2 separate regions of the Homo sapiens genome follow, and region 1 is linked to region 2. The links are chromatin loops, found by intact Hi-C in ENCODE. Cell type or tissue: gastrocnemius medialis. All regions are shown on one strand.

Region 1 (2,500 bases), 170 kb after region 2:
AAGTCCCCATCTCCTCATACCATCATCTTGGAAGTTATGATTGCAGCATATGAATTAAGGGGACATAAACATTCAATCTATAGCAGAGGGTGATTTGATGTCTTTGTCTACACACTGCTAGATTCAGAAATCTCCAGCTAACTACCTGATTAATTCCCAAGGCATTGCAGCTCCTGGATTGTGTGGAGGTCTTCAGGCTGGGGCATAGGTTGGGTGGATCATCCTGGAGCCACAGGACAGGGAGCATGCAGGACTCCAGGAGCCCAGAGTGGCCAGCGGCCCTGCAGATAATTGGTATTGTACATATGGTATTTTTATGTATTTTTAGTTTTGCTTTCTACAATTGCCTTTTCATCTTGTGGCCAGAACAATTTTAAGTAAGAATTTTCCACGTTTCTAGGCTGTGGAGTGAGATCAGGGACAGTGTGATGCTGTGACTCACTCCTTCCCCAAAACTTACTGTGGTTTTGGTTTCCACAAGTGGTTTTGCTACCACATTCAGAAATTATGTTTTTAAAAGTGAAACATTAAATCACTTGCCCACTTTCTGATAAGCTTGTTGTTTATCAGCAGATAACTTTGGCTTTTAGATGTGAAATCCATGCACTTGAATGTATAAAGTCATCCTTAACAGAATGCATGTAGCTCAGTCAAATACATTTGCTCATAAACACTTCTGGCACTTCAATAAGCACTGAACCAGAGTTAGGTATATTCTCAGAGTATATCGCTAAAAACACTCATATAAAACACTCTGTAGCTACTCAAGTTTAGGTCTATGTACAATATAGCTTTTGTTCAGCAGTTTTATTTTTATCTGAATGTGCAAAGACTTTCAGCAACTGTTCTTTATGGGCCTGCATGCCACATAATGTTGAAAACCAGCATTTTATTGACACGTAAAAGCCTTTCTAGTCAAACAAGTAGGCATAACTATCTATTTTTCCTCTTAATATGAATATGAATCTTGTGTTTCCTAGTTCAGGTATTTGGAAACCTTAGAGAAGGTGGGTTATCATGTACTTTCTAGAAAATGCACCTACCTTGATTCTGCAGCTTATATCCTCTGCAGAATTCGGCATTTAAGGTAGGATTGCATTCATTCCCAACCCACCCTTAAACCAAAGTCATCTTCTGCTTATGGATATTTGGGTTTTATTGCCATAGATCTAGAAACTCAAAAAACTTTGGTAGCCAGGTGCCATGTAAGATGTGTAACCACACTGACGCCACACCGAGAGCACACGTGTAGCCACTCGAGTTGACTGCCCAGCTTCGTACCCAGCCAATAGTCAGCACAGACTCCAAGCCGTGTGAGCGAAGCATTGTCCATGGCCAGCTCAGCTGAGCCTAAATGACTGCAGCTGCTGCAGATAACCAACTGCAATCTTGAAAGAAATCCCAAGCAAGAGCTGCTCTCCTCAGCATTTTGCCCAGAGAGAATTTGGAAGGGTTACTGGACAGGATTACTACTTAAAAGGTTGGTGAAGGATCCAGGGAGGGCTAATGCTGGCAGTAAGAATATTTGTATCTTATAAGCCCATAATAATCTCAGACATAACTCCTATGCTTCTACCTTTCAAAACAAAATCAGTGGGACCATGTTTTTGCACTTCCACATAAGCTCTATCAAAGTGTCTGTTACCATTTTGTGACTTTGGCTTTCCTTTTAGGTTTCACTCCAACTAAATTGTCTCATGAATGTTTGTGAGAGTGATGTTTACCCCCTCTGACCCTGTACAACATTAGGGTTGATGTCACGCCTCTCTCTGTATTTCTATTTTACTTGCCTCTCAAGTGAAAGTATTGAATTATTGCTGTTCAGTGATCTTTTTTCCTTCCTAATTCTTTGCCAAATTTATTTCTTCGTCCTCTAAATACTACCGATAACCCCCTTTAAAATGCATCATAATCTGGACGTTTTATTTAGAACAAATTTACAGAATGATAATTGTTGAGAATATCTGGAGAAAGAACTTAACAATCATTTCATTTGGAGGAAGTATTGTCTGGAGAATTTCACATACCTGAAATAGAAAAGCAACATACTTTGGTTAAACATAATATGATGGATACAGCTAAATGAGGGGCAGGGCACGAGGAGTGATTCACCTCTTCCAGCTTTTTGAAACAATCTACAGGGGACTAGAAGTCATCCTTTTGTTCTTCACAAGTCTTGCTTATATTTACCTGTAAAACCTTGACTTAAAGTCACCCTGTCTAAAGTAAGTCTCTCACCATTATTATTTTTTTAATCTCAGAAATCTTTTTCCCTCACAGCACTGATTTCAATTTTGTAAGAACTATAATTTAAAAATTTCTGTGATTTTATAATTACTGTTTTGTAGTTTCTATTGTTTAGATATGTAAGGGCTCTCCCCTCCTCTGGAATGTGAGCCCTTTGAGGAGGGCAGGGAGGCTCTGCTATCCTTGTTTGCTGCTGATTCACCAGCACCAAGCATAGCTCTATGCATACGTAGTATGCTCAATAAAAGCTTGC
Region 2 (2,500 bases):
CTTTCCCAGCTACACAGTAGGTCCTCAATCAATACTTGGTCTTGGAGTCACTGGATTCGAATACATTGTTGATAAGTGGTAAGCAGGTGCAGTCGTTTGGAAACCTGTTGGCCATGTCTACCAAAGCTGAGCAAATGCCTTCTTAAGATTCAGCAATTCCATTCCTAGTCATTTATCCACAGAAATGCAAAAATGCCCACCAAAAGGCATGTACCAGAATGTTCACAGTAGCATTTTTTGTAACAACCACAAAACTGGAAGCTACCTATATCTTCATTAAAATAGAATGAATAAGCTAATTGTAGTATATTCATACAAAGAAATACTGTGTACAGCAATGAGAAACAACCATCTTCAACCATAGGCAAAAGCATGGATGAATCTCACTAACATGCTATTGAGTGAAAACAAACCAGACACAAAAGAGCACATTCTCTATGATTCTATTTACATAAAGTACAAAAACAGGCAAAACTAGTCCTGGTGTTGGAAGGCAGGGTAGGGATTGCCCCGATTGGTGGAAAGAGCTGAGGGGGCATTGAGAGTGCAGGTCATGTTCTGTTGCTTGGTGTGACTGCTAGTTAAACAGGTGTGTGAAGTTCGTGAACAAGCATCTAGCTGTGCACCAGGCACCTTTGATACTGCAATGAAATATACATTACAACAATTGCATGGGGTTTTCCCCAGGACAGTGTAGCCAGTCTCAGTAACATTTCCATTAAATAAGACTTGCTGGGAGCTTGGAGCCCCAGAGTTAGGAGCTCACTCTTGCAGAGATGTGCGCGGCCCCACCCGCCCTGTTCTTCCGACGCACTGCCAGGCCAGCGAGCGCTCACCGGGCTGCCTAACGCGCAGCGGAGGGGACTCGAGTCCCGAGACCCGGAAGGGGCCGCCCAGCGCTCTCAGCCGGCTCGTAGAGCCAGGGCCGGGCTCAGGGAGCTTCAGAGCAAGAAACACCGAAGGTGTAAAGCCCGAGCGAGCAGCTCGAGTCTCAGTCCTGCAGCCTAAGGCAGCCCCTCCAAGCCGTGGGCGCCGGCCGTCCGTCTCCTCACCGTGGCGCCCTTTACTCGGCCACCCGGGGCACAGCCAGGGGCTTCACCGAGCCCCGGGTCCACCGTGGTCGCGGCCGCCGGTCGCCGGGAGCCCGGAGCCGGGACGCGAGGGTTGGGGGTTGGGGATGGGTCCCAGTGTCGCGCGGGAGTTCAAAGCCCGGCACTGGCACGGGGCTCCGCCGCCGCAGCCGCTGGAGCCTTGGGCTCCCGCCGCGGGGAGAGCGGGGGTAGGGCGCCTGTCCCGGAGTGACCCGGCGGCGGAGGAAGGGCGGGCCGCAGGCGGCGGGCCCGGGGGACCTTGAGCGGGCGGGCGAGGAGCGGGTGAGACCGAGGTCGACAGAGTGGGGGCCCCACGAGGCCCGCGCCTGGTCGGGAAGAGAGTAGGAGATTCCCCCGCGAGCTCAGACCCGGCACTGAGGGAAGAGACACTCCGAGTCCTGCGTCTCCAAGTTTTGCTCCAATGCCCTTGACATTGAATGCATGTGTGGCGTCTATCCTGGCGCAGGCGATTTGATATTTTCAATAGGCCTAACCTCACCAGTGGCGTGCCCGGCCCGGCTGGCTAGCGGCTCCTGTCCCCAAGACCCCCGCAGTCACCAGACCTTTGCACTGCCCAGCGCTGGAGGGGGCGACCAGAGCCTTACAGGCTCCACGGTGGGCGGGCTCTTACCTCCTGACTTATTCCTCCTGGCGCTGCAGGGGGGACTGAGGTTAGGTGTCCGGTGGGAGGCTGGACTGTGTGTGCGTGTGTGTTGGGCGGAGGCGTGGGGGGAAGGGAAGTGGAGGGTAGGTTGCTGAGCCCAGGGTCCGTAACAGCAGCACATCCCAGGTTCCACCCCCACCCACAGGGCTGGTAAATCCTCCCCTTTCCTGGGGTCTGAGTGAGAGGATAGTACAAAGGTCAGATTGTCCAAAAGGATAGTGGGTTCTGCTGTGAGATTTAATTGTGACGGCATCACCAAATGGCCGTTGAATTTCTCGATCATTTCACAGAGGAAGACATCCTATTTTGAGTGTCCTGAAGTGATTTTAATTTTCATCTGGGCAGGTGGTGATAACTTCTGGAAACACCAAGGACTAAAAAGGAAGGAAACTGCAGAAAGTGGGGGGCCACAGAAGCAGCAGCTCGCAGTCATGTTCCAAGACTAGCAATCCATAAACATTGCTTGCCCTGGGGGGGGGAAAATAAAGATTTCGCCAATACTGCATCTCTTCGATTTTTACCCATTTCCTTTACTTGGTCCTATTTTTACTTGGTCAAAGAAACACGTGTATCATATACTCAGAATTTCCCCTTAATTATAAGTTTTTTACAAAAAGTCAATAAAAGACAAAATGGGAAGTGTTGAAGCACTGTCCAGAAACTATAGTAATAGCAATATAAAAAGAAGGGTAGTGAACTGACCTTAGCAAATTTGCTCTGCCACTAATTTGCTAGTCAAGTGACC

Evidence for each region. Peaks named below come from ENCODE experiments on the same cell type or tissue, not always from the same donor. Only the 100,000 strongest peaks of a DNase experiment are listed, where the experiment ranks them.
Region 1: a loop joins it to region 2, with 4 times the contacts of the local background. A loop is called at or near these places in 12 of 110 quality-filtered maps.

Annotation. Positions count from the first base shown.
Region 1 is chr3:24,686,516-24,689,015 of GRCh38, forward strand. No RefSeq gene overlaps it. Among named protein-coding and RNA genes, the nearest start is that of THRB, 190 kb to the left of the region's middle. In gastrocnemius medialis, no CTCF peak of the experiment used is centred here; a DNase peak (open chromatin) is centred at 1,280; H3K27ac peaks cover 501 bases.
Region 2 is chr3:24,520,592-24,523,091 of GRCh38, forward strand. It overlaps LOC107986011 (a long non-coding RNA gene), which reads right to left and starts at 1,803. Exons shown (of 2, transcript XR_001740424.2): 1 at 1,723-1,803. In gastrocnemius medialis, a CTCF peak has its summit at 1,031; a DNase peak (open chromatin) is centred at 860; H3K4me3 peaks cover 1,353 bases; H3K27ac peaks cover 1,287 bases.